Regions from separate parts of the Homo sapiens genome. Here region 2 is linked to region 1. Evidence: chromatin loops called from intact Hi-C (ENCODE). Cell type or tissue: IMR-90. All regions are shown on one strand. Each heading gives the region's core, and the rest is flanking DNA. Links, peaks and the distances in the headings are about the cores only.

Region 1 (17,076 bases), core at 4,326-8,325:
TACCTATAACACTTGGCCTCTCTTAGCCTCACTTTCTTCATCTGTAAAATTGGCATGTTCATTTGTTTATTGCGAGGTTACAGTATGTAAAGTATGTAACCTCTGAAATATGTGGTAACTTTTGGTGGCAGTAGTAGTATTAGTAGTAGTAGTAGTAGTAGTAGTAGTAGTAGTAGTAGTAGTAGCAGTGGTAGTAGACGACTTGTACTGACTAGTAGCTCTTTGTTGCAAGGTGATCTTTGGGTTCAGGACCTCAGGTGGTATTTTTGAAGGATTAATAGGGATGTTGTCACCCTTTTTACCCTGAGCTGGCTAAAGAGATAGTCAAAGTCCCCATGTACCTATAAGGCTTGTGTTCTCATTCCTCTACAAAACTGACTGTGTTCTCTAATAACTATATGATGGGCTGGGAGATTAATTTTGCAGTATTTTGTGATGTCCAGCTCTTCCCCTGCATTTTCACTACTTCTACACGTGTTCTTATCCAAGGTGCCATCCATCTTCGGTAGGCCTCTGCATACATATTGTGACTAGTGGAGACAAAGTGAGGCACTAGAGCCTCTGGCATTAGTTGGCATATTTCCTTGTCCAAGTAGGGAATCTGGCAGTATCTTCTTTTTATATATTATTCCATTGCTCTCAACTGCTTCAGGAAAATTGAATTATGTTAGTTTTTCCAAGGAAGGAACAGAGGCCCTTTTGTCTGATGTGTTGGTTAATTCTATATGTCAGCTTCACTGGGCGATGGGGTGCCCAGGTATTTGGTAAGACATTATTCTCTGTGTGTCTGTGAAGGTGTTTGGTGATAAAATTGGCATTTGAATTGGTAGACTGAGTAGAGCAGATTACCCTTCCTAATGTGGGTGGCCCTCATCCAATCAATTGAGGGCCTGAATAGAACAAAAAGGCTGATCCTCCTGCAAATAAGGAGGAACTCCATCTGCCTATCTTCTTTGAACTGGGACATTTGTTTCTTCCTTCTCAGACTCAACCAAAATATTGACTCTTGTTGGGTCTGAAGCCTGCTGGCTTTCAGACTGGAACTTACACTATCAGCTCTCCTGGGTCTCAGGCCTTTGAACTCAAACTGGAACTACATCACTGGCGCTCCTGGTCTCCAGCTTGCTGACTGCAGACCTTGAAACTTCTCGGGCTCCATTAACCTCTTTTATATATAGAGAGAGATACATACACACACACACACAAACATACACACACACACACATTGGTTGTATATCTGGAGAATCCTGATTAATATACCCGATAAATTCAAAACAAAACAAAACTTGAAAAAAAAATTTTTCAGGTGAATATTTGTTTTTTAGCATCTGAGTTTCAGTCCAAACAGGGAAGGAAAGAGAGGAAGTGTCTTCAAAAAATATAGACACCCCCCAAAAATATATTAAATCAATAATAATTTAGATCCAAGATGTTATTGATGGTTGGAGTATAGACCACTACCCATACAAAAAGCACTGTAGGAAATGGAGTTCTTCAGAGAGTAGAATTGTGGTTACCAAGGGCTAGGCAGGAAGGCAGATTGGGAAGATGTGGTCAAAGGATTCAAAATTTCAGTTAGAGAGGAGTAAGTTGAAGAGCTCTATTATACAAAATGGTGACTATGGTTAATAACAATGTATTATATCCTCGAATATTGCTGAGAGTAGGTTTTAAGTATTCTTGCCACAAATAAAAAAAAACTGTGTCAGGTATGTGAGGTAATGTATGTGTTAATTAGCTTGATTCAGCCATCCAATATATATTTCAAAACATGATGTTGTACACCAAAATATATACAACTGTTGTATATATATTCAAAAAGGGAAAAAAAGAAAATGGAGTTCTTAATTTAGCAGATGATGCTTAAATTCTTTTTAATCTAGAAAGTATCTATATTATTCTAAGATACAAAAATTAAAATAAGACCAGTTGGTCTTTACTGTTTTTCTCAGTTTTAACAAATGTAATGCAATCTTAGCTTGGATCTTCTCTGCTCTTTTTTCTTCATTTTTTCTGTTTAATATAATAGTATCTCTCACTTTCTTAAATGGTTGTATGTTACTGCTATGTTCTATGGAACATCTACCAGAGTCCTGTCCAATTCTCTACCCACCCACCTCCACGTCCATCCCTCAGTGATTCCACATTGAACATGAGCAAAGCCATTCTTCCGGAGTTTATAAAACCCTTCAAGATTATTGAAAATGAATGGTGTTATATAAATGTCATGTTGTTTCATAGCAGTTCTTAAAACAATGAGATAATGTCTGTTAAATAATTTTAAGTTCCATGGAGAAATGCAGGGCATAAATACAAGTCATTTTTTATTATGTGATTTCCATATATTTTTGCTGTACAATTTAAAACATTATAATCTCTAAAGATATAAATGCTTTCTTTGTGTTTCTATATGTATGTGTACACACGTATATGCTGCCTATATAAAATTAATAAATAATTTTGTTGCTTCGTTTTGTCATTTGGGCCCAGTAAATTTGTCACCATAAATACTGGCCAGAGAAAAATTAGAAATCTAAAGCAGTTTCTTTTAGTATTAGACATAGTGTTTACTTCTTAACTTTGTACTTGTGTATTACTGAAATTTTTTTCTTTTCTACTTTTATTTTAGGTTCAGAGGGTGCAAGTGCAGGTTTGTTACATGGGTAAATTGGGTGTCATTGAGGCTTGGTGTACACATGATCCCATCCCAAGGTAGTGAGCATAGTACCCTATAGGTAGCCTTCCAACCTACACCCTCATCCTACTCCCCACCTCCAGCAGTCTCCAGTATCTATTGTTCTCGTCTTTGTGGCCATGTGTATTCAGTGTCTATCTTCCACTTATAAGTGGGAACATGCAGTATATGGTTTTCTGTTGCTGTGTTAGTTACCTTAGGATAATAGTCTCCAGTGCCATCCATGTTGCTGCAAAGGACATGATCTCATTCTTTTTATGGCTGCATAGTATTCTTTGGTGTCTATGTACCACACTTTCTAAATACAGTCCACCATTAATGGGCACCTTGGTTGATTCCATGTCCTTGTCTGTTCTTGCTTTGGCTCTGAGCTTGGTTGTTATCAATGTATAGAAATGCTACTGATTTTTGTGTGTTTGTTTTGTATCCTGAATGTGCATTTGTCTTTTTGGTAGACACATTGATTTTCTTTTGGATATTTACCCAATAGTGGGATTGCTGGGTCAAATTGTAGTTCTGTTTTAAGTTCTTTGAGAAATCTCCACAATGCTTTCCACAGTGGCCGAACTAATTTATATTCCCATCAACAGTATTCTATGCATTCCCTTTTCTTCTCTCAGGTTCAAGTGATTCTTCCACCTCAGCCTTCCGAGTAGCTGGGATTACAGGCACCCGCCATCATGCCCAGCTAATTTTTGTACTTTTTTTTGTAGAGACAGGGTTTCACCATGTTGGCCAGGCTGGTCTCAAACTCCTGACCTCAGGTAATCCTTCTGCCACGGCCTCCCAAAGTGCTGGGATTACAGGTGTGAGCCACCACACCCACCCGTCATTTATTGGCTTACGTATATTGAACCAACCTTACATTCCAGGGATAAAGCCTACTTGATTGTGGTGAATTAACTTTTTGATGTGCTGCTGGATTTGGTTTGCTAGTATTTTGTTGAGGATTTTTACATCCATGTTTATCAGGGATATTGTCCTGAAGTTTTCTCTTTTCATTGTGTCTCTGCTAGGCTTTGGTATCCGAATGATGCTGGCTTCATAGAATGAGTTAGGGAGGAATCCCCGTCCCTCAATTTTTGGAAAAGGTACTAGCTCTTCTTTTAGGTCTGGTAGAATTCAGCTGTGAATCCATCTAGACCAGGGATTTTTTGGTTGGTAGGCTTGTTTTACTAATTCAGTTTCAGAAATTGTTATTGATCCATTCAAGCTTTTAGTTTTTTCCTGATCAATCTGAGAAGGCTGTGTGTTTTCAGGAATTTATCCATTTCTTCTAAGATTTCCAGTTTGTGTCCATAGAGGTGTCTCTAATAGTTTCCAAGGATTTTTTGTATTTCTGTGGGGTCAGTTTTAATGTCATTTTTGTCATATATGATTGTGTTTATTTGGATCTTCTCTCTTTTTTTTCTTTGTTAATCTACCTAGGGGTCTATCAATTTTGTTTAATCTTTTGAAGAACCAACTTTTAATTTTATTGATCTTTTTTATGGATTTTTGCACCTTGATTTTATTCAATTCAGCTCTGATTTTGGTTATTCTTCTGCTAGGCTTTGGGGTTGGTTTGCTCTTGTTTCTCTAGGTACAATGTTACGTTATGAATTTGAGATCTTTCTAACTTCTTGTTGTAGCTGTTTAGTGCTATACATTTCCTCCCTACACTGCTCTGTGTTCCAGAGATTCTGGTATGTTGTGTCTCTATTTTCATTAGTTTCAAATAATTTTTTATTTCTGCCTCAGTCTTATTCTTTACCCAAAAGTCAGTCAAGAGCAAGTTGTTTAATTTCCATGTAAGTGTATGGTTTTGATACATCTTGGTATCTATTTCTTTTTTATTGCTCTGTGATCTGAGAGTGTAGTTAGTATGGTTTTGATTTTTTTTTAATTTGTTGAGACTTGCTTCATGGCCTAGCTTGCGGTCAGTCTTAGTGTAGCTCCCATGTGCAGATGAGAAGAATGTATATTCTGGTCTTGTTGGGTGGAGTGTTCTGTAGATCTCTATTAAGACCAGTTGGTTAAGCGTCGAGTTTAAGTACAGAATAACCCCTTCTCTTTTTTGTCTTCCATTTGCCTGGTAGATCCTTCTCTTTTTACTTTGAGCTTATGGGTAATCCTACTTGAGATAGGTCTCTTGAAGGCAGCAGACAGTTGGGTCTTGCTTCTTTATCCATCTTGCCAATCTGTGCCTTTTGAGTGAGGCATTTAGACCATTTACATTCAGGGTCAATATTGATATTTGAGGATTTGATCCTCTCATCATGTTGTTACCTGTGTGTTATGTAGACTTGATTGTATAGTTGCTTTATAGTGTCAGTGGGTTACATGCCTAAGTGTGTTTTTGTGGTGGCAAGTAGAATTCTTTTGTTTCCATATGTAGCACTCCCTTTGGGACCTCTTGTAAGGCAGGTCTAATGGTAACAAAGTCCCTTAGCATTTGCTTGTCTGAAAAGGATTTCATTTCTCCTTCGCTTATGAAGCTTAGTTTGGCAGAATATGAAATTCTTGGTTGGAACTTCTTTTATTTTATGATGTTGAAAATAGGCCCCCAGTCACTTCTGGCCTGTAAGGTTTCTGCTGAAAGGTGTTAGCCTGATGAGGTTTCCTTTGTAAGTGACCTGCTCTTTCTAATTGTCTTTAAGATTTTTTCTTTCACATTGAGTTAGAGAATCTCATGACTGTGTCTTACATAGCTTCTCACTGGGGTTCTCTGAATTTCTTGAATTTGAATGTCAATCTCTCTAGTGAGATTGGAAACATTTTCATGGACTATATCCTCAAATATGTTTTCCATATTACTTACCCTCTCTTATTCTCTTTCAGGAATGTCAATGAATTATAGGTTTGGTGTTTTTACATAATCCCATATTTATCAGAGGTTTTGTTCATTTTTTACATTCTTTTTTCTTTATTTTTGTCTGCCTGTGTGGCTTCAAAGGAGCAGTCTTCAACCTCTGAGATTCTTTCCTCAGCTTGGTCTATTTTGTTAATGCTTCTGTTGTATTTTGAAATTCCTGTAGTGAATTTTTCATATCCAGAAGTTCAGTTTGGTTCTTTCTTTAAATGGTTATTTCATCTTTCAACTCTCGTATCAGTTTACTGTTTTCCTTGGATTGGGTTTCAATCTTCTCTTGTGTCTCAATGAGCTTCCTTGCCATTCAGATTCTTAATTCTGTCTGACATTTCAGCCATTTCAATCTGGTTCAAAACCATTGCTGGGGAGCTAGTGTGATTGTTTGGAGATAAGAAAACACTCTGACTGTTAGAGTTCCCAGAGTTCTTGCACTGGTTCTTTCTCATCTGTGGGGGCTGATGTTCCTTTATCCTTTGAAGTTGTTTTCCTTTGGATAGAGCTTTTTATTTTTATGATCTTCATTGTCCTTGAGGGTTTGACTGTGGTGCAAGTTAGGAAAGTTAAATGACTTCGTTTCTGGATGCTTTTGGAGGGCGCGGGCTCAGCTTCACACTCCTGGGCTGCGTGCTCTAACCCTGGGTGGCTGGGACTGGGTCCATGGCTTTGCCCTCTCATCTCTCAAGGTTAAGCCCCAGTTGGGCTGTTGGTGCCAGATGTTCTCAGGCTGCTGGCAACAGTACTCTGTTGAGGGTGCTGTGTGCATAAGTGCTCTGATGGAGGTGCCACAGGTAGGAGGTGCTGCAGCAGGGGTGCAAATGTACTTCAAAGGGGCAGTGGCAGGTCAGAGGTGAACACTTTCCAGCAGGACGCTGTCAGCAAAAGTGCTGAGGTGGGGCAGTGGGGGACTCCAGTAAAAGCACTATTGTGGTAGTCACTGGCGAAAGCACTCTGGCAGGATATCTGAGGCTGTGCTGCATTCAGACATGGCCAAGACCAGACTCTGAGAGGGGCCACTGGACAACAGGATGTACAGATCAGACCTGTCTCAGCAGGACTGGGAAAGACAGTCGGGCTCCCTCCAGGTCCAACAGCTTACACAGATCACAGCCACCCCTTCCTTAGGAGCCATTAAGGGCTTGAGATGCATCTCAGCACTCAGCAACCTCATGTGGGGTTTCCAGCTTCCTCCCTCTTCAGTCCTGGTGTCTGAGTCATCTCTCTAACCTCTCTCGGTGCATCTGTCAGAGGGTCTGTGTGGACTATGCTAGTTTACTCAATATTCTGGTCTGTCTCAATGGGAGAGGTTTTTCCTGGCTGTATCTAGTCGGCCGTCTTTGTTCTATTTCTCCCAGTTGACATCTGAATTTTTTAAAATCTGTATTCATGCTATATATTGATTTACTGAGTTTTGAAAAGACTTCCGTGAGGTCACTTCTTTACAAATATTTCCCAATTTCATTTTTCTAACTCTAGCTTCAAGCTAACATTTTCAGCTCTCTTTTTAAAGTTTCCTTAAAACCAGTAGCGACCCAAATTAACTGTATTTTCTTCTTCATAATAATAATTCCCAGACCTGAATCCCTACTACTATTACTAGTTGTACCACTCTTTTTCCAATCAGCCAAATTAAATTTTTTTAGTGTCATCTTTGGCTTCTTTCACTTTTTTGCTATCCCTCATCCCTACCCTTATAGACAATCTTATACACTTTTTACCCACTTCTTCACTTCTGTTAACTCATCCATTGCTCTAACTGCATCACTCACCATCTCTTCCTAAAATACTGTAATTAATTCCTAATTGGTTTCCTTGTCTCTGGTATATCCCTATTCCAGTTAGTCTTATACATGTGGAGTTAAGATACATCAACCTAGGTTTTACTCCCAGCTTCATCTCATTCTAGTTGTTTCCTTGGGATATTTACTTGAACTCTCTGAACCTATTTCTTTATCTTGAAAATAACTACCTCATGGGTTGCTATCATATTTCACTAAAATGATATATTGTTCTAGTCTGTACTTTATTGATTTCATGGTGCAAGAACCCTTCAAGCTAGCTTATGTAAAGGGGAGATTCTTCTAAGCATGCATTGGAATCTCATGAATACCAAAAGACAGAAACCAAAGAGTAGAAATATAAAATGTGATCAGAATCTGAGACTGAACTCCTTGCAAAGCTATGTAATCTACGTCTCTGTTTGCATCTCTGATTCTTTCTGTATATCTGCAGCAGCCTCTTCCTTCTAACGGCAGTCTTCTTTTATCCTCCTATAGAATTCTGTGTAGCTCCTGGTGTCAAATTATCACCCCAAATCTAAATGTGCACATCCTTTTGCTACCACCAACTAGTTCATATTTCCAAGAAAGGAATCCAATTGGCCTAGCTCATATTTTGACTGGCTACCACGTTATAGTCCCTGGTGAGCACACATGGCTCATGTGCCACCCTTGGCCAGCTTCTGAGGCTAATAGAGGGAACAGCAGTTATGGACAAGAAAGATTCCATTAGAAGTGAGTATGGACAAGCTGTTAATGATTGGCATATATAGAAATTTTATGTAAAGCATTTAGCATAGTGCTAATGAGTGGTAGTTATTATTTTTATATACCGAAAGAAACTAACCAAAGTTATTTTGATGTACTCTTTCCCTCTCTGTCTTTCTTAGACACACACACACACACACACACACACACACACGAAAATTCACAAAATAAAGAAATGTGTAGTTAGCAACATGGGCTTGAAGTCATCTAATATGAGTTAAAGCAATAAATCTGTTATTTAAAACATATGTGATCTTGGACAAATTATATTTTTCCTAACCTTTAGTTTCTTTATTTGTAAATGGGAATGATATTCTGTCAGTTAAGAATCTTACAGTTTCAAATGGCTAATCAGGCTTATGCTGAAAAGATTACACTGGGGCTACAGGTAGAACTGATTTCAGGCACACCTTTGTCAGAGGCTAAAATGATGTCAAGTAGACCTGAATTTCCTCTTTTTGTCTGCATCACTTGATTCTGCTTTTACACATCTTCACCCAAACCTCCACATACCCAGCCTTATTTGTTCCATTCTGAGTCATGCTTTCCCTTTCATGGGTTTGAATAGTCAAAGCAACTCCTCATGTCTTCCCAGATTCTAATCCAGTAGAGAAGAATGTTCGCCTTAGTCCTAGAGGTCTCAACAAAAATCTCTTAGCATCTCATTGTTGATTATTCTATCATGTGCCTATTTCTGAATCAATTACTATAGCTGGGAAATTAAAGGCTCTTATTGGCCAGTGCTGAGTCACGTGCCATTTATCAAGCCAAAGATAGAGGCAGCACGACTAGAGTCACGTGGAATTAGGGATAAAGGGAGAGGTGTGTTCATCACAATGGTAATACCAACTTTACATGATTTTCAGAAGGATTAAATCAGTTTTTACATGTATACAAAGTCCTCAAGTTCTGCAGTAAAATCTGTATTTCAAGTCTTTTCCTCCATTACTTCCCCAGACAGATTCCATATTCTCCCCAATCTATTCTGATGGGTCCTTGACTATACTCCCACCCTTTCTTATGTGTGTCATGTTGCTTTTGTGATTCCATTGGCCTGAGCACCTTCTACTATTTTTGCTTATGGGATTTTTGTCCTTCATGTACCATCTCAAACACCTTCACCTCATGAATCTTTCTTAAACTACCTTAGATCCTATCCAAAATCCCACAAAAGATATGGTTGCTGATTCTTTTGAAAGATGATTCACCAATCTTCAGTTCTAGCTCCCAGCATCAGACATACATTTTAAAAGACATTTTTCTGGCTATCCCAGTGAACTTTCTTTGCTACTTACCACATTCTGCCTTGTATTAATCTTCTGCATCAATCTGTATCATAAACTCTGAAGGCTCACAATAAGTATTTCATTGAATTAAACCTAATTTCAACTAAATACACATTATTTATGAAATTTTAAACCCCTATATTTTACTCAAGACAAAATTTTAACCTTACTTTAATAAGGAATTTTATAAATTCTTGACTCTCATATATCTTAGATATTTAATACTGATCTAGTAAGCCAAACATATAGCCAATTTTCAGTAATCCACAATACAGATTTCAGTCATATCAGTAAGACCTATTTTGCCCAGGCTTGCTTGCTGTACATTAGGATTTTGTATTTGACTTTCTGTTAATTAATCCATATTTATTGAATGCTTACTATATTATATTCTACGCATTTTTCAAGGCACGAGAAAGTATCTATTCTCCTTCCAGCAGGCTTGGAATGAATTCAGTCAATGAAGACGTAAATAAAAAATGTAATGTTAAATAATGGCAATTCTAGTTTTTAGTTGCCAGAATGTATGTTTGTTGGTTTATGTGTTTTTAAAATCTCTGTGTTGTAAGATTAGTGTTGGAAAACACATTATTGGGGCAGACTTCAAATAAAGAGAAAAAAAAATACTACTTTCTTCCCAGACAGTGCTATTTCAGCTTCTTTAACTTTCCTACTATGAGCAGGTGGGTTCCTTTAGTTTGCCCTGAAAATCAAGAAGCATTCCTAAAAACTGTTCCTAAACAATGGTGAGTTTTACTATGTAATAGCAATATTTATGGAAAATTAAACTTCAATTCAGTTTGTTCTATTAGGTGGTTGCAAAAGTGAATAGAATTCTTTAAATAGTTATTATCATCACTAGTTTAAAATAATGCATTTAATAGAATGTGTATATATCATCACAAATGTACATATTTCTAATCCAGATTTACCATGTGCTATATTTTTTTAAAATTCAGGTTTTAGTTGAGGTTGATGTATTATTATTTGTGACTTTATGGGAAAGCTGAAAAATTTTAGTTCAATAATAGGATTCCAACAGTTTCAGAACAGTTACATCATTTAGTAAATCTGGCAAGTATTCTACTAAAATAGGGAAAAATCAAGAGTTTACTATTATTTACATCACCAATTTTAACTTAGATAAGTATACATTACATTACTAAACTCTCAAAGCTGAATAAATTCCACTATAGATGGTGACGTTTATATTGTTCATTCTCCAGATGGCCTCTCTGTGCCAGGCATTTTCCATGCCTTACTTCTCCAGTGCCAGCCCTGCCTCCTGCCCCTCTTCTTCACAGATTGCCTCATCCTTACTTTTCTGAAAAGGCCATATAACATGAGCTTCTTCAGCTTTACTCTTCTCTACCACCAAACTTCTGTTTCCCCACACATTTCTCCAGCCTGTCTTTTGTCTCAGGGCAGGGTGCCTAGTTCTTCTTAAGGCTAATCACCCACCCCACTTTCCACATCTTCAGGAACTTTCCCTTCTCCTTCTTTTGCAAAAGTCTGTCTGTATCCTCTTGCTTTTTCCCCTCTGCCTCACCCCTGCTCATTTCTTCCCTGACCTCAAAGAATTTTTTTATCCTTGTGTCTGTGTGCTCCCTTGCAAACTCTGCCTTCCACTATTAAACCTACTGCTGAAGAGTAGTCCCAAATCATTGTCCACAACTCCTAATCATTTCTTTGGATTTCTAGATTATTAACTTCTCAACCTTAATGAAATTGTTCTTTTAAAAGTCAGCAGTCAGCCGGGCACGGTGGCTCATGCCTGTAATCCCAGCACTTTGGGAGGCGGAGGCAGGTGGATCACCTGAGGTCAGGAGTTCGAGACCAGCCTGGACAACATGGTAAAACCCCATTTTTACTAAAAATACAAAATTTAGCCAGGCATGGTGGCAGGCACCTGTAATTCCAGCTACTTGGGAGGCTGAAGCAGGATAATCAGTTGAACACGGGAGGCCAAGGTTGCAGTGAGCTGAGATCGCGCCATTGCACTTCAGCCTGGGTGATAAGAGTGAAACTCCTTCTCAAAAAAAAAAAAAAAGTCAACAGTCACCCACATTCACTGTGTTTCCTCAGTCTGCATATTCCCTTAAGGAACTTGATTCTTTTTCTTATCACCATTGACTCTTTAAGCTTACAATGTAGGGATCTCAGTTGCTTCTCTGAAATACATTTTTTTACTCTTCAATAGCAGAAATAAACAGTTGAAAACTCACTTAAGTATACAATATAATGTTAGATAATGACAAGTCTGCTTGGTTTTAATTGTCAAAAAGTTTTCTTCTTCTTTTAGCAATCTCTGTGTTGCAGGCTAAAGACTTCAAATAAACTTAGGGGAAAAGTCATAATTTAACCACTTCCTTAGTGATCTGAGAAAATGCCTTTTCAGGATCTTAATTTTTTTATTCTTTGTAAGTAAGTGGGAAAAAAGCCAAGTGCACAACAAAGTGTGACACACACACACACACACACGTTTGCAGAAAAACCATGGGAATGATAAGCCAGAAAATAATTAAGTTGCTTATTTTTATAAGGAATAGCAGCATAGAGAAGAGGTAGAAGTGATAGGGAGGCAATGATACCTGAGTTTATCTTTTTTTGTAGTTTTGTCTTTTAAAAATGTATTCCTGTTCTAAATATTTTAGAAATTAACAAGCATGGAAAGGAAAGAGAAACTAAAACTGAATGTAAGTAGAAACAAATAAATCCAAGTTTGTTTCAAATAAGTAATGTTACACTGCTGGGAGGTAAAAGAAAAAATTTGATTATGTTATTCCACAAGGGATGTGGAAAGAACAGTAAACAAATCTTGAACTTTTCTCAGTAGGCTTTGTCTTTTTTTTTTTTGTAGTACTATAGACATACTAATTATAAAACTATTTTATGTATATGGTAAAGTTTAGTTAGTTAATAATACATGTGTTGATGTTGTAGGGAGCCAAGGTTCTCATTATAGAAGAAAGGAGATAAAAATGTGGAATGAGGGAAGATGAGGAAAAACTTTTGGGAATGGATTGGTATATGTGGATGGATTGGGTTTGAATGAACTTAATGATTTCTTAGGCATATCCTACCTCTGACTGCTGAAGGGACTTAAAAGCAAAGAATCAGTGGCAATGAGTACATTTAGCACCCAGATCTTGGTTTCTAACACCATTTCCCTCTGAAAGGAACCAGGGTAATTTGAAGAAATGACTGATTCCCAAGACCAGACCACCTGTTCTACAAAAAAAGAAAGGGGGGTGGGGAGAGGGCGGAAGAGTGCTCCTGAAAATGATGGTGGCACATCAAGACAACCTAGAAGCCATCTTGAAAGGGCCTCTCCTCCACTGTTAAATCTGGAATTACTTGGGTTTCAGATAATTGAGAACACACAACTCAAGAATAAAAAGATAATGCAATTTTTAAATTGGCAAAGCATTTGAATAGACATTTCTCTGAAAAAGATATGCAAATGGACAATAAGCACATGAAAAATGCTCAGCATCATTAGCGATCAGGGAAATGCGAATCAAAACCATAATGAGATATTATTTCACACCCAGTAGGATGACTATAATTTTTTTTTAAGGTAACGGAGGAACCAACAAGTATGGGCAAGGACGTGGAGAAATTGGAAAGCTCATACATTACTGATGGTATTGTAAAATGGTACAACTGCTTTGGAAAAAAAGTTTAACAGTTCCTCAAAAACTTCAACATAAAATTATCATATGACCCAGCAGTTACACTCCTAGATATATACCAAGAGAATTGAAAGCAAGTGTTTAAAAAAAAAAAAACTTGTACACAAATATTCACAGCAGCATTATTCACAATAAACAAAAAAGGGAAACAACCCAGACAAAACAGCCTAAACAAACTGTGATGTATTCGTACAGTGAAATATTATTCAGCCATGAAAAGGAATAAAGTACTGATTCATGCTACAACATGGATGAAGCTTAAAAACATTACTCTACATGAAAGAAGCCAGAATACAAAAGACCATGAATTATATGATTCCATTTATATGGAATGTCCAAAATAGGCAGATCCAAATTTGTAGAGAAAGAAGGAAAGTAAGTATTTGCCAGGGAATGCAGAAAAATGAGAAGTGGGACTGATTGCTAATGGTATTTTTGCTAACAGGTAGTGTTTTTTTTTAAGGGGTGGTGGAAATTTTCTGGAATTATAGTGGTGACGGTTTTACAACATTGTGATTATACTAAAAATCATTGAATTACACCCTTTAAAATGGTGAGTTTCATGTTACGTGAATTTTATCTTGATAAAAAGTGCAAAAAACAATCATTGAAACCAATAAAAAAAATTTGAACTATTGGGTAGAAAAATAGGAATTCATGAATCCATGAGGATCTGAATGAATGAATGAATACTTAGAAGAGAAGGAAAGTCTCCTTACAGTAAGATAACAAACAATAAATGTGAAGAGAGTGGTGGAATTGGAAAATCACCATTGTCATAGTAAAGATTAGTTTGGGCAAAAATGATCAATAGATACTAAATCTAGAGGGAATGCTGGATGAAGAACAGTATATTGGCATGATCACAAACTGTCTCCCCACTAATTGCTTATTAGTTGCACACTGATCTGTAATAGAGAAACCGTAAAACACCTTGACTGACTGATCAGAATTAACATCCACAATGAGAAGCGTATGGACACCATATGTCTCTTAACAGTACCCTGAGAAGAACATACAATCACTTGTGTGTTCTGCCTAGGGCTGCATAACCTGACTCTAATCATGAGACAGCATGAGACAAACCAAATTAAGGAATATTTTATTAGAAAAACAACTGTCTTGTATTCTTCAATAATGTCCATGTTGTGAAATAAAAAGAAAGGCTTAGGAGTCTACAGAGACATCAAAACTAAATGGCAATACATGCTCCTGGACTGGATCCTGGAACAAAGGAAAAAATAATACTAAAAAGGACATGGTTGGGGAACTTGACACAATGAAATATGGATGGTGTAGTAAAGTATTGCATCACTATGAAATTTTCTGAACTTGATATACCTGAATTTGAAATACTATAGTTACTTAAGAGATTATTCTTGTTCTTATGAAACACAAACTAAAGTATTAAGGAGTAAAGGGCCATAATATATGCAACCTAGTCTCAAATGATTGAGAAAAAAATTAATATATATTTATGCACTGGGAGAGAGAATAATAAAACATGTGGCAAAATGTTAAGAACTGGTGAATTTAGGTAGAAAGATATGAGTTTTTAATATTATTCTTTAACTTTTCTGTAAGTTTAAAATTATTTCAAAATAGAAATATTAAAATTAGTTTTTAAAACTTATTTAAATTGATAAACTCTTTTTTTTACATTTTTCTTTTTTATCTTATAAAATATTTTAAACATACAGAAAGGTAAAGGGACTTAACCCATTTTTTTACCCAACTAATCTTAATTTTTTTTACATTTTTTAAAGTAAATCTAAACTTTACAAATATAGCTTAAGTCCCCTGTATACTTTCCAATTTTATTTCTCCCCCTTCCCAAAACTACTCACGACTCAGAAGTATGTTTCCTTCCTGTACATGTTTTTAATCCTTTATTGCATGTGTATATAGCCACTAAAAATAATAATATTGCTACTATGCCACTCTATAAAAGTGGTATCAAATGGTATGTATCCAATTACACCTTGTTTTTTTATCATTATGCTTTTGACATTTGTCAATGTTTTTATGTGTAGTACATATTTATTTTAAATGATTTATAGTAGTCATTGAATGCATATTCCAGCTTTTCTCCTGTTCATGGACATTAGGTTCCTTTTATATATTTCCTATTTTAAACATTTTGCAGAAAGCATCCTTGTACACTTCTGTGTACACAAACAAGAGTTTCTTTAGGGTACGTCTTTAACTGGAATAGCTGGGTGTGGGTAGTTATCGTGATTATGATACATAATGTTTACTAACTCTCCTAAGTGATTTATATGTATTAATTTATTTAATCTTTAAAACAATAAGTAAACACTATTATTATTAACATTTTACTGTTGAAGAAACTGAGATTATTCTTGTTCTTAGGGTGGTTAAATAATTTGTCCAAAATCCCACAGGTAGAAAATGTCAGAGCCCTGATTCAACAGATGTAACAAACCTGTAGAGTGTATGCACACCTTCAACTCCTCCAGATATTGCCATTTTGTTTTCCAAAGTGGTTATTACCAATTTATAATCTCAATGGCCAATAGGACTTTTTTTTTTTAATTCTTAACTTGTAAAATTAAAAAGCAACTCATCCATTAAATTTTGTTTGGGATGTTTACAGACCTCTAAAATCTAAAAGTCTGAAAACCACTTCCTTACATGGCACTGTTTAGAGGAACATGGTTTATAGAATCATAAGGCTGAAATCACCACTTCCTTACTTGACATTGTTTAGAAGAACATGCTTTTACAGGATTATAGGGCTGGGATCCTTGGTCTTTAAAATGCCCAGCTATAGGAGGTTTTCATGAATTCCTCTGGATCCAAACAGTTCAATCAACCATCCAGGCTTTATAACCTTTCATTGTTCTTGTCTCTTCTTCACCTCTTCCCCAATCTGCCATTCCCAATTCTTTACTCTGTCAGTATTGCTATATTCAGCCAATTGGCAAGTCTTATTTACTCACCCATTGTAGAATCTCTCATCTGTCCTATTCTAGTTCCAGGTTTGTATCACATCCTTTTTTGACAGTATAATAAAAAACCTAAACTGATCTTTTTCTCTGAAATCTCCCAGAAGTGATTCATCTATACACTGCTACTTAAGTGATCTTCTTAATATAGTTATTTTATTATTCCTCTTTTCACAAACCTTTAGAACTGTCTTATTGTATATTAAATTAAGTGTAAAATTATCTAATCATCTATGATTTTTCTCCATAATCTTGCTTTCAAGTTGTTGACCATCTTATCCTCTATTACTGCCTGTATTCTATCAGTGGAACACAGATAGATCTTGGGTAAAATGGAAGATTTTTCAACTCTTACATTTTCAGATGGTGCTGATACTGCAGATCCAGTCTGGGTAACACACTCTGAGAATTGCTGCTCTAGTTGATCTGTAGGAGCTGGCATAGGGTCTTATAAATTAGCTGATCATGATATATATTTAATAGAATTAAATCCCATTTCTTAAGGTTTAGAGAAACTGACTTTCCACACTATTCAATCCAGAAGAGATAGTTACTTTTAGTTTTGAAAAAAGTTTTAAACTTGCAGAAAACAGTACAATGAACTCATATATCTTTTACCTCGATTTGCCAGTCATTTACATTTTTTAATATTTGCACATTGCATTGCTCTCTGTATGTTTGTATACATATGTACATACATTTTTCTTTCTCTTTTTTTTTTTTTTTTTGAGACGGAGTCTCGCTGTCACCCAGGCTGGAGTACAGTGGCGCGATCTCGGCTCGCTGCAACCTCCACCTCCCAGGTTCAAGCTATTCTTCTGCCTCAGCCTCCTGAGTAGCTGGGACTACAGGCATGCACCACCATGCCTGGCTAATTTTTGTATTTTTAGTACAGATGGGGTTTCACCATATTGGCCAGGCTGGTCTCAAACTCCTGACCTCATAATCCACCCACCTCTGCCTCCCAAAGTGCTGGGATTACAGGCGTGAGCCACCACGCCTAGCCACATGCATACATTTTTCTCTTGAACTATTTG
Region 2 (17,076 bases), core at 5,340-9,339, 53 kb before region 1:
ATTTGCATTAAAATACTTCAACACAGAAATAAATTACAGAAGTCATGTTTTACCACTAAAAATATGAATATGAATACCTTAAAATGGAAAAACTTATATAACCATACTAAAATTCATATATGTAATGAATTAATAATTCCCTAATAATCATCTAATACCCAGCCCATATTCAAATTTTCCCAGGTGTTTGCAAAATGTTTTTTATAGCTTGTCTGTATATGTCCAGATCCAGTCAAGGTTTACATGTTGAATTTTTTTTAGTCTCTTGAGTTTTGCTTTAGACCATTCAAGCTACTTTAACAAAATACCATCAACTGGGTGGCTTATAAACAAGAAAAGAGAAATTTCTTTCTCTCAGTTCTTGAGGCTGAGAAGTCCAAGATCAAGGCATTAGCAGATTTGGTGTCTCGTGAGGGCCTATTTCCTGGTTCATAGATGGCCATCTTCTCATTGTGTCCTCATGTGGTGGACAGGATAAGAAACCTTTCTGGGATTTTTTATAAGAGCATTAAACCCATTTGTGAGGGCTTCACCCTCAGGACCTACTCACCTTCCAAAGTCCCCACCTCCAAATACCATCACACTGGGAATTAAGTTTCAACATATGAATATGGGAAGGACAAAAATATTCAGTATCTCCTACCCTTTTAATTTTTCTCATACCTTTGACTTGATAAAGTTGGGCTAGTTGTCCTGTATAGAATGACTCACGTTCTGGACTTGTTAGATTTTTTTCTATGTAGCATCATGTAACTTGTTCCTCTATCATCTGTATTTTCTGCTACCTATAAGTTAGATTTAAAAGCTTGGTTCAGATTAAACATTCTTGGGATGGGTGATACTGTGATGGGCGACACTGCTTACAGTGTTAAATTAAGGGTTTGTATGATGTCTACTTACCTCTCTTTTACTCAAGACTAATAAAATACATTCAGGTATTTTGTTTCTTTTCTCTCCTCCTCTGTTCTCCCCTACTCTGCCCTCCCCACCTTTCCTCTCCCCTACACCCTCCCTTTCCCTGTGCTCTTCCCATCCCCTCTCCTCCTCTCCCCTCCTCTTGTTCTTCTTTACAACAGGATATCACTCTGTTTCCCAAGCCGGAATGCAGTGGTGTGATCATAGCTCACTGGATTCTTGAACTCCTGGGCTCAAGTGATCCTTCCACGTCAGCCTCCCGAGTAGCTATGACTATGGGAACGCACCATCATGCCTTGCTACTTTTTAAATTTTTTGCCACTCCTCACTATGTTGCCCAGGCTGGTCTCAAACTCCTGGCTTCAAGTGATCCTCCCACTTTGGCCTCCAAGAGTGCTGGGGTTACAGGCATGAGACACTGCATTCAGCCCTTCTCTAATTTAGAGTTATGCTTTTCTTAGCAGATATTCTATGAAGTAATACTTTGATATCACATGAATATATAGTTTCCCATCAATCCTTTATGTAAAAATTTTGCCATCCATTGGTGATTCTTGTCCTGAATCAGTTACTTCAGTAGGAGTTGCAAAATAATTATTTTCTGTCGTTCCATTTATATTTATTATCTTGCATTCATCTATAAAGAAAAGCTTTCACTCATCAACTGAGGCTTTGATTATTTTGAGATATGCTTCCTGTAGAAAAGCCTGCATAATTCTTATTTTTTTATTACCAATTTTTTATAATAACAATTGCGATAGTCACCTCTAAGGGTGGCAAATGAGGTTTTCTTATTTGTATATCTGGCTTTATCTTTTATGAGTATTATTTATGCCTCGTGGATTTTTATATTTTCAATATGATTACATAAATGATAGCCATTATTCTTTTTGAAAGTCAAATCATCTCAACTTCGGCCTCTTTTACTTTTCCAATATTTCAAGATTTAGAGTCCTGGGCAAGAGCACCTCCTTGGCTCTGCCAAGGTCATCTATGCATGCCCTGGCTGGCAAGTGAATAAGATAAGATCTTTCCAGGTCATGGGTTTCTGAAGTGGGTGGCAGTTTTGCCTTCAAACTACCTTGGGATTCTTTTAAAATACAGAGGCTATTTGGGTGCTGCTTGGCCCAAACAACAAATGCTCCCACTACAGTATTAGAGCCTCTGAATTTATATTTTCTAATATCTTCCTTTAGAGCCTGAAAAGTTAATTTCCCAGATGTCACCTACCCATATGTTAATATGTTTTATGGCATAATTAGTGTTATTTGTTATAAATTTCCGAATTAGGATAAGTAGTATTTTTACTTAAGTTGTTTTTAGTAGGTCTCAGGTATTGTGGATTAATCCTAATCCTTGGTTCACAATGCATTTCGTCACTAAGAAATACATTTTTAGAAAAATTTTAAGTGACAAATAATAATTGTGTATACTTATGGGGTACAATGTGAGGTTTTAATATATGTATATATTGTGGTATGATTAAATCAAGCTAATTAACATATCCATCACCTCATATCCTTGTTTTATGGTGAGAACATTTGAAATTTACTCTCAGCAATTTTGACATATACAATGCATTATTATTAACCATGGTCATCATGTTGTGCAGTAGATCTCAAAAATGTATGCCTCCTATATAATTGAAATGTTGATCAAAGAGAAAAATGTTTAAGATTATTTTTGAAATAGTTATTCCACAAATATTTATTATGCATCAACTGTGTATCTGGTACAAAATACAGTGCAACATGCTAAGGGCATTAAAAAAAAAAAAACTTGGGGTAACAGCAAACATAGAAAAGTATTACTTTGTTTGGCTGAATAGACTACATTAACATTTACAGTGAGACAGGATGTGGCCCTTGGTTGTTAAATATTCAGGGAATAAATAACCTCAGAAAGACTGTGATTTCATCAAACTCACACAAATAACTAGTGGAGTGAGCCCAAATGGCCCACTTCTCAGTCTTTTTCTAAGAATTGTGTGTTCAGTTTTGGAAGAATTATTTTGAAGTTCCATAGTAGAAGTTAGTTAGTATTCACCTATAAGTGTTCTGTGGTATAAATATATAAAGGGAAAGAAAGGATATTCATGATATAGCATAGGATTTGACATAATTTTGCCTAATTTATATAGATTGGTATGACATAAAGTAGGACTTTGGGAATGGATGTGATTGGAAACGGTGATGTCAAATAGGGGAATTTAAATGATTGAATCATTGGTTAATTTTGTTATTGGGATAAACTTGAGAGTAAATTTGCCTTATTTTTAGAGGGAAGATGGTTTAATTTTTGGTTTAAGGGCTAAATCTCTCGATTTTTTACTTTATAATGTTAAAGTTTTATTCATAAAGCTACGCATTACTGGTAATTATTCTGGGCTCTAACAGCCAACAAATGAGCAAAGAAGAGTCACGTTGGGCATATTTTTCAGGATGTGATGAATCTGTCTAGTCATATATATAAACATTATCTTCTTGAAATATTAATGTTAAAATAACAGTACATCTTGAATCATCTTTTAATGGCTCTGCTTATTTTGAAGTCTTCCAGCCACATCTGTCATATGGTGTGCCTTACAAGAAAATGAATCTGGTTTTAAAATGTTTAGAACTCAGAATAAGTCATTTTAACCAAAGCATATTAGAAAGCCTTAGTTAAAATAATTACAAATGTACATAACAGAGATTTTACAAGTCACTGGAACTTGAGAACCCGTCTGTCAAGGAGATTTTTTAATTAGAGGCTTGGTTTTCATATCTATAAAGCAGATGATAAGCCCATGACCTGCCCACTCTCTGAGACTCCAGTTAGATTATATGTGTACACATACTTTGCTGATATGATTTGAACGTATGATTCAGAAACCAAAGCTGGTGATTTTTCTCCCCAAATCATCACATTAACTTGTAGGACTCCCAGAAGTACAGTTCCCAATTGGTAATTGACAAGAGAGATCACTGGTTGATTCTTTTCTAAATATGGCATATAGTACCTAGCAGGAAAAAAATACCAGGAAAGTACTAGGCTATAAGAATAACTGTATTGATGACTTATGTTTTACCTAAGGCTTAAGATGTGACAAAGCAGTACACTGTACTTCTCTAGTTTTTTAGGGTAGAAGGTTATGTTATTGATTTAAAATCCTTCTTCTTTTTTAACATAGGCATTTACTTACAGGTATAAATTTCCCTCTAAGTATGTTTTAGCTGCATCCTGTAAGTTTTAGTATGTTGGGCTGTCATTTCATTCAACTCAGAGTACCTTGATTTCCCCGTGAGTTCTTCTTTGATCCATTGGTTGTTTAGGAATATGTTGTTAATTTCCACGTATTTGTGAATTTCCCAAATTTCTCTCTATTATTGACTTCTAATTTCATTCCATGTGGTTGGAGAACATCATATGATTTCAATGCTTTAAATATATTGAGGCCCATTTTATGTGTTAGAATATTGTCAATCTTGAGACCGTTTCATATGCATTTGAGAAGAATGTATATTCTGTTCTCATCAGATAAAGTGTTCTATAGATTAGAGCCCACACCTTTGATCACTCACTACAAGGTATGAGGAGGAATGTAGGAAAAATGTATGACACTTTTGCTTTGACATTTTCTACGTGAATATGTATAAACATTTCACACACCTGAGGATTATGGATATATATAATTTAGCAGCTCCTAGCAAAAAGGGAAGCAATTTGGGTTAGTTTTAAGAATGTTCAAAAGAAAAGAGAATCAAGATTTGTTCAAACTCCCAACACCATTGTGGATATTCCTCCTTTTCACATATAAGAAAGCAACCTCAGGAAGTTTTGTATAAATTTTTCCAATGTCACACAGCTAGTGCGGTGTTGAGCCAGGACTTTAACCCATATTCTGGTTGCAAAGCTTATGATCTTCCCTTGCAGGACTTAGAAATAGGAGGATATAACTGATGCTTGCTTTTGGTATTATTATATTATTGTTGGTTTTACTGTATATTGATATATTGTAAAGTTTTATGATAGATATTACAGTGTGAATTTTTACTTTAACAAGAATAAGTTTCTATTTTATCGACACACTTTTCAAGTAGATGTTGAGATCTCCTAATAAAGCCGTCAGTGCTTCTTTGTTAACTTATTCCTAACAACTAGCATAACGGAGCCAATCAGAATCTGAACCATGCGGTAAGACTGCAGTGAGTCTAAGTTTGTAGAGTAAGTCAGAGGTCCTGGCAAAGAAAGCCTTGTTAGGCATTAGGACAAGCCTCCTGTGAGTTATAAGGAATTGCCTTGCAAATTGATGGAACATGAGAAAGTAATATCAGCCATGATATTCCAGCACTTTTTAAGAAGACCTGACCTCATGTGTGAAGTCTGAGCCATAGTCCACTGAAAGACATAGCAGACCCCACCTAGGGTACCTAAGCATAGTGAGGGTTGGAGGTTACTTTTAATTCACAACATTAGGGCTTATCTCTAACACTAACATCTTCTTTCCCAGAGCTAGGAAGGCTCCTCAAAGGAAGAAGGGGAATACAACTTCAAGAGATAAATCCAGAACCCATTTGTTGTCAATCTTTGTTGTGTTTGGGGGGGGGGCTGTTGTTGTTGTTGTTGTTGTTTATATTAGCTTTAGATACTGACATATCACATACCAGATTTATTTCCTTTTGAACTACAATAGTATTGTGCTGCAGATTCTGAATAAATGTAAAATCAGAGTGGAGTATCAGCCACAAAGCTAATAGCAATACATTGAAAATTCATCAAGAAATTGCCAAGATTCTAGAAGACTACATTCTTCACCCAGAATATACCATCCCCATCTAACCCACATATAAGAAAAGTCGTTCTGAAAACTCTATGCTAACTGCAACAATGAAAGAACATTTAGCTTATAAAGGGGCACCTGTGTTCCTCTGGCCCCTGGAAAATACCTGAGTTTGTTTATTATTGAATTTACCTGAAAGCAAAACTTTCTTAAGTATTTCCTAGTCGCCTCTTAAGTTTTTAGTGTTTCCAATGATAAATATTGAAGTTTGATCAAATGTAAAGTAACTAATTCTGTTTATCTCCTAAGTTTGTTTTCAAAGCTAAGAAAATATTAATAAAGTCTCAGACTTACATACGTAACATTGTTCTTGTTCTATTGGTTCTCAGAGTGTTGTCCCCAAAGCAGCATTCTGTTTCTCAAGGTGTAGGCCCCACCCCAAACCCACAGAATCAGAAACTCTGGGAGTAAAGACCAGCAATCTGTGTTTTAACAAGCCTTCAGGTGATTCTGATATCAGCTAACGTTTTGGAATTACTGCTTAAACTATATTCCATTGAAACTGCTTTCAACCTGACCCTATTTTCTTAAGTGGTCTTCAAGTTCATATAGCCAATAAAACTTTTTTTTTGTATTGAGTGTGAAATATATCAATTTTTGTTTCCTCAGGTGTATTTTTTGTAGTTCTAGTTGTCGTATAGCATGTTTCACGTAAGCTGAAGCGTTGCCTCATTGCCTTGCTGTTTCTTACCTTATCATCTTTGCATATACCCTTCCCTCTGTCAAATTTCCACACCATTGCCTCTCTTCAATTTCCCACTTGTAAAAATAACATCCCTTTAGAATTTGATGTGAGGATTCAATGAGAAGGTATATGTGTATGTACACATACTTGGAACAGGACTTGGAACATTTTTGGAATAGAGGAAAAGAAAGCCATGTGAAATTCTAATTAATTACTTTATCAATTACAATTTTTAATAAATTTACTTCATAAAAGAAAATTTTGGTTTATTCATAAAATTAAGGGCAAATACTGAAACTTGCCATGTATCTCATTTTGGTTTAATGAAGAACAGTAGAGGTATATGTAGGCCAGCTGTTCACCGTATTCTATAAAATGGTAGTTTTCATGCATGAAGCATGAATCAAACCTAAGTTAAGAACCCACATAAATATAAATAAAGCATCTTTTCTATTTGGGCTGAACTACTTTGGATTTTATATTAGCTAAATTAAAAATATGTTTTTATTAGGTGCAAGCAGTTTCCAAAGTGCTTTTCCTGGCTCACATCTTGTCCTTATTTTCTTGAAGGGTCGGTCTAGCACAGTTCAAGCAAGTTTTCTGGTCCTGTTTGTCTGCCAGGTGGTAACAGAGTAGGAAACCCACAGAGAAGTTAAGTCTATGAAGCCTTATGGAAAAGAAAAACTGACCTTTTCTACAGCAGTGACCTAGGAATGAGTCAGCTCTTGCATCCAGTCACTAGTGACTCTGAGGATAAAGCTTATTTTCAGCTAAATGCCAATTAGGGTTTCAGAGGCAGAGAATGTGCAGATTCATGTAGAGCAAATCTTTAAGCCACTATAATAGGTGAGAGTTTTTACAAAAGTCAAGAAACACAGATGATGACCCCTGCTGTGGCTTTGTGTCTATTGTATCCAAAAAGCTTTTATACCATATTATGTGTTTTATGTGTCTAGATGGCTAGAGAGGAAAGAAAACTCAGTTTGGGATTTTTTTTTCCCCTTAAAGTAGGAGCTTTCTTGTTACAGTTGGAAAAATACAAAAACTTCCCTTTTCTCTCCTTACTGATTCCTTGCCTCTGCCTATCCCCTGCCCCCATGGCTCTTAGGATGGGGAAAAAAAACTAAAAAATGAGAGTGAAAAGGTATTAATTCCCCAAAAACACCCTTGTAGTGGCATAGTGGCCATATGCAAGAGCTGAATAATTCCCAGAACAGAAGCATATATCAGTGTAGTTCCCAAAATGTTGAATTTTGGGAGGTGATATCAAATTTGAGCAAAATGTTTTTGAGTGATTTGGACTTGCAGTTTTATTAAATTCATACAGCCAGTTTATTCCTCATCATGGTTAATAAAATTGCCATGGAAATATTAAGAAACCTTTTTAAAAGTCTCAATGCTGTCATTGTAGTTATAGATGTGTTACTTAGTACAAATTGAAATACACCCTGTGGTAAAATTTATTCTGCAAAAATAAAAAATCTGTGTTGCATAAGCATTCAAATATGTCACACTTTTTGTTCTTAACGTAATATAGTCACTCCAAAATATTTGAGATTTTGCATGAGATCATGGTAGAAATCAAAATGTTTTAACAAGTGGATTCTTAAATTGGTTAAAAAAAAAAAAAAAAATACATGATCCATTAAGTGTCTTGAACACTGGAGTATTTTTATTTGATTAAATTTAACTTTACAATGATGATTTCTTTTAATTTTAGAAATGAGCACAGAAAGAATGATGAATCATAATGTCTACCAAATTTGTTCAAGGAAAATTATTTGAAATATTCCCCTCAAAAAAGAAACTTCTTTTTTTCTAAACAGAAATAAATTTTTCTTTATAACCAGAATTAATAGTTTATTAAATCATTAAGTCATGTGATATTGCATTCTACAGAGCTAGCCATTGTTTTCATTTTGGTAAACCACCTTGCAAATCTTTGTTTTTGTTTGGTGGCATGTACACATATATTCACAAACATACAATTTTATATAAACTGAATAATTATTTGCTTTTATTATATTTATAAACAGTGTTGTCATGAACACCCATTACATTCTTCTTTTGTGCTTGACAAGGAGCTTGAGCACTTTGGGATTCTTATGATAAGTATATAGAATTGCTGAGTGGAAGGGTACACACATTTAGCAATGATACATTTTGCCAGTGCTTGAGAGAACTGAATTGTTTTTCATACCTTTAAAAAAAATCCCATGATATTATAATAACAAAAAATTGCAGCTTTAGGCAATCTCAAAGAATGATTAGCACTACCAACAATTTAGTTTGGTTTAATGTATTTATTGAGTATTGAATGCTGATTTTATGTCAGATTTGGTGCTAATTATTGGAGTTGCAAAAGTGAAATGAATACAGTTTTATTGGACTACTGGAGATTACAAAGAAAATAAACAGCCTGCTAAAATACAATATGATAAGCTTGATGGTAAGGATAATATAGGGAGCTTGTGCATCAGTATTGAGAGTCCAGTAAAGTCTTTATGGAGAACATGGCATGGAAGCTATGATCTGAAGGATGACTATGAGTTATGAGCAGAAGGGAAGTGGAAGAGAGAGGAGTGTTTTAGGTCATGAGGAATAGATGTTAAAGATTATATTATACATTCTGAGAACTAACAGGATTTTAGGATGTGGGAATGCATGCAAAAAGTGAGGCAAGAGATAAAGATGGAGAATGAAGCAGAGCTGAGACCATGAAGAACCTTGCAGTCTTAAGGAGTTTGGACTTTGAGAATTAAGGGTCACTGTAGCATTGAAGTGATGAGATCAAATTTCTCATCACTTTAAATATTGTTTAAAATATTGTTCTGGCTCTAGTTTGGGCAGGGACTTCCAGGCAAGCAAATCACAGAGCCCCAAGGCCAAAAAGATGTGATACACTTGATTTGGGCAGGCATCTGTACCAAAAGAGTCCAAGCCTATCAGTTAGACAAGGCAGTAAGAAAAGGCAAATTTTAAGGTCAGGTGAGCAAAAGCACTGTTTATCTAATTGCTCTTCTGTCTTGAAAAAGCAAGCAAAATACTTCCTGGGAGACTTGGAAACTTCAACCCATGCAGTGAGGAAAGAGCCTGGATTTAGAATTTGAAAAATGCATCATAACAATAGTATCATCATCAACATCATACTGTGTTGTTATTATCAGGAAGGCCACATTTAGGTATACTTGATTATAGACCTAAGGTAAGGATAAATATAGGGAGCTTGTGCATCAGTATTGAGAGTTCAGAAAAGTCTTTGCAGAGAATATGGCATGGAAGCTGAGATCTGAAGGATGACTTTGAGTTATGAGGAGAAGGGAAGTGGAAGAGAGAGGAGTGCTTTAGGAGGAATAGATGTGACTCAAACAGAATGACTCATTTTATGCCTTATTCTTGAATAGATGCTCATGATAGATCTCTCATGCATAACTGGTTCAGGACCCAGGTGGAATGGGCTTGCATGGGAAGGAGGCACTTCAATGTCTGTACCTGCACTGTATGAGAGAGGCAGGGCCAAAAGTTCCTAAACGTGAAAAGCTTCAGTAATTCAAGAGGATCACTTATATGCAGCTTCATTTGTGAAACGCTTTGTAAAGCTTTATGATATCCTAGAAGCCATTTTATATAATTTTGATACATGCCGATGAAAGTCTAGATGAATGCCAGAGAAACTTCCACCTCATTTTTTTCTTATTTAATCTATACCATGTACTATATTTAAATCATTTGTCCATATATTCATTTTTTTACATAATGTTGAAAGTGTTTTGATGTCGGTAAAGCAAATTTAACAAGGCAAGAACACTATAGGAAATGGGAAATCTTAAAGAATTTACATAATGCTTATCTGTTACCAAGTATGGCTTTCACAAAAATGACCTCATCCTCTTTAAATCCTGATCGACATCATTCTATCTGATGCTCTTATCTCAGTGATTTTTATTCTGTGTGCTATATTTTAGACGTCTGTCTTCACAACAAAATTTCTCCTCTTCCCAAACCCCCACATTTCCCTCTGATGGGTCCCAGATTAGTATTCTGTACTCTTTCTCCCTTAGTGTATGCCTATATTTATTTAGCACCAACAACATACTGAGTCACAGTGTTGGATACTGTGATAAATGTGGTTCATTAATATTTTTCCTAATGACTTCAGTTTTTCATGAAAATGATGCCTACTCAGTATAAAAAATTAAGGCAATAGAGCAGAAAGAAAAGAAAATAGAAACCCAAAATAACAACACACCTAAAAATATTCTGTGAACACGGAAGGTGTACAAAAGGAATGCATAAGCTTTTCGTTTTGTTTTGTTTCGTTCACTTAGAAGCATTATTTTAAAAATAGCCAAAGAAAGAAAGCTTTTTTCCAAGGACAGTAAAGGTCAGTCAATTAAAGGAAGTCTATTAATGTAATATAGCATATTAATAAATTGAACAATAGTATTTCAATTTTTAAAATACATCAATTAAGTAACAAAACAACATTCCTTCTAATAAAAATATTAAATATAAATAGGTCTTCTCTGTGATAAATAGTAGTTCCTTTTCTAAACCAAAATTCAAAGTATTATAGCAATAGACCCTTCTCTCTTAAATTAAGGTAGTGTATATCTTCTTTTAAGAAATGTCTATTCCTATCCTTTGCCCATTTTCAAATAGGATTATTGGGTTTTTTTATTGTTGTTTGAATTCTTTGTATTTTCTGGATATTAGCTCCTTGTCAGGTGAGTAGTATGCAAATATTTTCTCCCATTCAACAGGTTGTCTGTTCACCTAGTTATTTCCTTTGCTTTGCAGAAGCTTTTTAGTTTAATATAGTCCCATTTGTCTATTTTTGTTTTAGTTGTTCTGTGCTTTTGAGGTCTTAGATGTAAAAATCTTTGCCCTAAACCAATGTCCTGAGGTGTTTTCTCTATGTTTTCTTTTAGTAGTTTTATAGTTTTAGGTCTTATGTTTAAGTCTTTAATCCATCTTGAGTTGATCTTTGTATATGGTTAGAGATAGGGGTCTAGTTTTATTCTTCTGCATGTTTTCTCAGCACTATTTCTGGAAGAGGGTATTCTTGTCCCAGTGTATGTTCTTGGTGCTTTTGTTGAAAATCAGTTGACTGTAAATATGTGTGATAATTCACATGTTTTGTCAATTTATGGTGTCTCAAGTGTCATGAAGGCTTTGCTCATTTAAAAATTCTTTTTCCTTGATATTTGTCTGACCAGGTTATTTCAAAAGATCTGTATTCAAGTTCTGAGATTCTTTCTTCTGCTTGATCTAGTCTATTGTTGATGCTTTTTTTTTTTTTTTTTTTTTTTTTGAGACAGAGTCTTGCTCTATTGCCCAGGCTGGAGTGCAGTGGCACAATCTCAGCTCACTGCAACCTCTGCCTCCTGGGTTCAAGTTATTCTCCTGCCTCAGTGTCCTGAGTGGCTGGGATTACAGGCATGTGCCACCATGCCTGGCTAATTTTTGTATTTTTAGTAGAGATGGGGCTTCACCATGTTGGACAGGCTGGTCTCGAACTCCTGACCTCGTTCGTGATCCTCCTGCCTCAGCCTCCCAAAGTGCTGGGATTACAGGCATGAGCCACCGTGCCCAGCCGATGCTTTTTTTTGTTTGTTTTTTAGACAGTCTTGCCCTGTCACCCAGGATGGAGTGCAGTGGCACAATCCTGGTTCATTGCAACCTTCACCTCCCAAGTTGAAGCGATTCTTCTGCCTCAGCCTCCTGAGTAGCTGGAGTTACAGACACGCACCACCATGCCTGTGATTGTTAAAATCTCTATTTCTAGGTTCCTGAGACCAGTAACTCAGAGTGTTCAACTATCAGTTCCAATGCTTATTGCTCTGGTTTTCAGTCCCCCTCCTCATTTTCCAAACCCTGGATATTGCCCTTGATTTCTAGTGAGCTAAACATATGTATTTAAAGGTGTTTTTAAAAATGTACTCTATTCAGCACTTCTATGTGTTGAGTCACAAGAGAGTTTTCAGGTTATCTAGTATACTGCCTTACTAGAAATGGAAGTCAAATTTGTTTTTCATGTTGAATTAATATCATTTGTAAAGTTGGATTGTGAAATAGACATTTGGCTAAAGACTGGGTTTCTGCCACAGCAAATGTACTCCACTTCTGTGAAATCTTGGCTAAGCCAAGTTTTTGTTATGAAATAACATATTTGATTCTGAGATTTTTACTTGGTGCTTAGACAGAATAGCAATATCACCTACTGATATTATTGGCACTTTATGATTTTGTTTAAGATACACTGTTTAGTGTGTTTTGAAAAAAAGAATAAAATTTTCTAAGATTTGAAAGAGATCTTACAAAGATTAGGGGTCATCTACATTAGACTTCTAATCTTTTCATTAAAAATACATATGATCTTTCATATGGAAGGAGTAAGATTGTAAGTTTAAAGGCTATATACAAGTGTGTTTAGATTTCTCCTTTTCTTTCTAAATTACAATATATTTAAAGATATGGATATAGTCTTTTTATTCGTAAGTAATGGTGTAGCAGATTATAAAGGGCACATAGAACATTAGCTCTCAGATTAAATGTTATCTTTTGATAGATACCTTTCAGGATCACTTAGACTAAAATAAGGTAGGTTCTCTGTTAGCCTCCCTCATAGAATTTCTAAGTATGTATGCATTTCTTTGTTGACTCGCTTATTCCTTACCTTTTCAGCTAGGTTATAATGAAAGAAAATAAGCAATTCACTTTGAAGCATTTAGTGACCAGAGTTAGGATATGGGAATTTTGTAATTTTTAGTTTTTTTAAAACTGTTACATTTCTCACTTGCATAGCATATATTTAATCTAAGCAGTGCCCCAAACACAAAAACTAATCACTGTGCTTTTGAAATCTGTATCTCCATGGAAACAATGGAAAAACTTGCCTTTTTAATCTCTTTTGTTAGACTGAGATCTCATTTTGTCATTAATAGATTCTGTAAATAGCAAGAATAGGAATAGTGGTAGTGGTGGAGGTGAAAGCAATAATAATAAGAGAAGCAAATTTCTGTTTAGTACTATCTTGGGCCAAGTACTATGCTAAGTATGCTAAATAATTTCCATAGAATCTTAGTTCTTTCTTACAACAACCTTACTATTCTTTTCATTTCTAGGTGAGTGAACTGAGGCTTACATTGGTTAACTTAGTTGTCCAATGCGGTACTGCTAGTAATAGGTAGAACAGAGCTTCGAACACAGAGTGGAGTTTTATTGACTAACTTTTGTTAGATATTTGCATGATATAAGTATACATTTTCAAAATGTGTGTATAAACTACAGTACATTTTGGCACTTTTTGAAATATGGTGAACCTACATCTCTGCTACAGCTGATGATACTGTAAGTCTAAAAATTGTATGAAACATCTATAATTTTAATACATATGATGGGCTTTTATTACAGCTATTTTATGATTTTATCAACAGCCAAGCTGCTGTTTCACTACAAACAGATTGGATATCTTTGTGATTAAAGCAGCAGGCTAAAGACCATGAAGGGTATACTGTTTGGTTTTCAATCATTTCCATGTGTTATGAATTCTTATCAGATGTTGGGAAATAGCAGGCTTAAACTAACTGCAAGTGCTACATCCGTGGTCCAAGAAACAATAGTCTGTAATGGGCATGTGTTTAGCCATCAGCTTGTTTAACAAGGCCTCTAAGCAAGTTCATTTACCATCATATATAAGAAACTAACACATATTCCATTTATGTAGATTTAAGATCTCTCCAACAGCATGTCACTCAGGTCTTGATAATCTTCATCAATTTTTTAAATGTGAATATTAGAGAAGATCAGTGCTTGACTTCATCACCCTTATATTAAAATAATATTTCTCGTGACATAAGAAAAAATAATAGATATAACTAGAAGTTTTCCTAAGGCACATTCCTAGAAACTGGAGAAAATGAAAAAAGCATCTGGGAAAAAATAAAAACTAGACTGACAGTTATGCAAGATACTTGACATTTCCATTTTAAATCCTCAATCGCATGTTCAAAAGCTGCACAGTTAAAAAATAATTGCAGGATTTTAAAAAACTACTTCAATCAAGTAATAACGAATGATCTTATAAAAATTGTAAATATGTTGACATTGTAGTAATAAAAATTTTCTTATGTAGTTATTTATTTATAGTATCTCCTGTTGTATAGAAGATATTCAGCTTAAATCCCTCTACTGGATATTATTTAAAGAAAAGGAAATTGTTATATCAAAGGGATACCTATACCCCCATGTTTATTGCAGCACTATTCACAATAGCCAAGATGTGGAGTCGACCTTAGAGTCCATCATTGGATGAATGGAAAAAGAAACTGTGGTGTACATACACAATGGAATATTACTTGGCCATAAAAGGATGAAATCCTATCATTTGCAGCAACGTGGAAGGAACAAGAGGTCACTGTGTTAAGTGAAATAAGCCAAGCATAGAAAGACAAATATCGTATATTCTCAGTCATATGTAGGAGCTAAAAACCTTGATCTCATGGAGGTAGAATGCAGAATGATAGATACCAGAGGCATCTGGGTTTGTGTGTTGGGGGGGATGAAGAGAGATTGGGTAATGAGTATAAACAGTTGAATAGAAAGAATAAGCTCCATCCTCAATAGCAGAGTAGGTTGACATAGTTAACAATAATGGATTGTATACTTCAAAACAGCTAGAAGGGAGGACTTGAAATTTACACAACACAGAAATGTTAAGTGCTTGAGGTGATAGATACCCTTAATATCCTGACTTTACCATTACGTATTCTATAGCTGTAACAAAATACCACATGTAGCCCATAAAAATGTACACATATTAGAAATCAATAAAAATTGTAAATAAATAAAATATTCAGTTTAAAGGTAAGGTATGAGTCTAAAAGTACTTTTCACTTATTAGGTGGTTAGCAGGTTGAGTGAAAACTGCATGAAGAATTAAGATGTCAGTGTCATGTTGATAATTCTATTATTTTCTTGGATAATTTTGAAAAATCTCTTGCCATCTCTATACTTCAGCTTTTTTGTGTCTAGGATGAAGACGTCAACACTCAGCATCTCGCTGCTTCCTTAGTGATGTGAATGAAAACCAAGGAAATAATTTTAATTCAAAATGTGCTTTAAAATGCCAAATCAAAAGGAATTAAAATGATCTGCGTGGTATAACTTTTTACACTTATAATTTTGATTATGCATTTTAGAAACATTATTTTTTGCCTTACTTAAACTATTTTTCTGTGATGATGAAACTGAGGCAAAGAAGGAGAATTAATTGCCTTTTCATGGCCAAATAATGCTGTTTAGTCTAGGTCTTTTGGTAAACACATTTCTTCCCAAGACCCCCACCCAAATACTTTGTCTAATCATTTGGAATGCTATAAGTTGACATTAGTTTTAAATGAAGAAAACAACTCATCACTGGCATTAGAGTAGATATCTTTAGCATTAATAATTAGTGTCATTTTATCATTAATTTTCACAGTTTTAATTCTTTAAATTGCTAATGTAATTTAACAGTCATGAGTTGGTTGTAGTATATTTTGAATATAAAAATAAATGCCTTCTAAGCACCAGGTAGTCAGCACTGTCCTGGGTTACAGATTAAAAAAAAAAAAAAAAAAAAAAAAAAAAAAGCACCTGTTAGTGTGCCTACTCATATTAATCCTAAATCTTTGCATCAGTTTTGCATATTATATATGTTGAATATAGACACAATGTATAGATGAGAAAACTGAGGATCAATGAGGTTGACAATTTTCCAAAGCTATACTCAAGTGCCACTTTTTCCATGAAGGCTTAAAAGATGTGGAAGATTTTAGTAGACAGAAATAGGGGAAAAACACCATTTTAAGTAGTGGAAATGGCATGAACAAAGGAGTATGTGTACTGAATCTCAAAGTTTGCCATGGTAATTATGACTAGTATGTTTTGACTGAAATTTAGAGTAACTGTAGAGGATATGTGGGGGATAAAGTTGAAAAAAAGTAGTTTGAAGTTAGGTCATGAGAGAGACTTAATTACTTAAGAAAGAAATTAGTGCATAATTCAATAGGATTTAAGGAGCTGTGAAGATCAGGGGAGTAGAACTGTAGGATTTGGGGTATGTGTTATAAAATGAATGGAAGAAAGGTCAGACTGGAGGCACGTAGACCAAGTAGGAGACTGTTAACCAAGTGAAGTCCTGATGGCCCAAACTAGATTGCTGTCACTAACCATAGAAAGGAAAAGACTTTATAAAGGAAAAAGGAAAGATGTAGTAAGTAAGCGAGTGATAACTAGAAGGTGGGCTTGACAACCAGCATTGTGGTAGCTTTATCAGAAATAGAAAAGAGAGGAATTAGTTGGTGTTCGTTGAGGAGCTAACATTATCAATCTCACTTTTAAAATGGTAAATTTGATGCATTTGTGGTATGTCTAGTGGAATTTTTCATCTGGCAGTTAGAAATGTCAATTTAATCTTGAAAGTGGAAATAGGTAAAAGATAGGCTAATAATCTTGATTTTATATGTTGGGTGCATTAAGACAGAGAGAATTGCAGTCCTGAGTGTTGATGAAATTTATAGAGAGGAAAAGAAGGTTGAGAAGCATCTAATTTTGAGGAGCAGAAGGTAGAAAAGTAGAACCAGTGGAAGCAGAGAAAGAATATCAAAGA

The links. A loop is a pair of places that touch in the nucleus more often than their neighbours do. Peaks named below come from ENCODE experiments on the same cell type or tissue, not always from the same donor. Only the 100,000 strongest peaks of a DNase experiment are listed, where the experiment ranks them.
Region 2: a loop joins it to region 1, with 1.8 times the contacts of the local background. A loop is called at or near these places in 2 of 110 quality-filtered maps.

Annotation. Positions count from the first base shown.
Region 1 is chr5:64,916,746-64,933,821 of GRCh38, forward strand. All of the region lies in intron 11 of CWC27 (CWC27 spliceosome associated cyclophilin), which reads left to right. Among named protein-coding and RNA genes, the nearest start is that of CWC27, 160 kb to the left of the region's middle. In IMR-90, for the core only: no CTCF peak of the experiment used is centred there; a DNase peak (open chromatin) is centred at 6,746.
Region 2 is chr5:64,862,444-64,879,519 of GRCh38, forward strand. The region is part of intron 10 of CWC27 (CWC27 spliceosome associated cyclophilin); the gene reads left to right. Among named protein-coding and RNA genes, the nearest start is that of CWC27, 100 kb to the left of the region's middle. In IMR-90, for the core only: no CTCF peak of the experiment used is centred there; a DNase peak (open chromatin) is centred at 7,128; H3K27ac peaks cover 166 bases.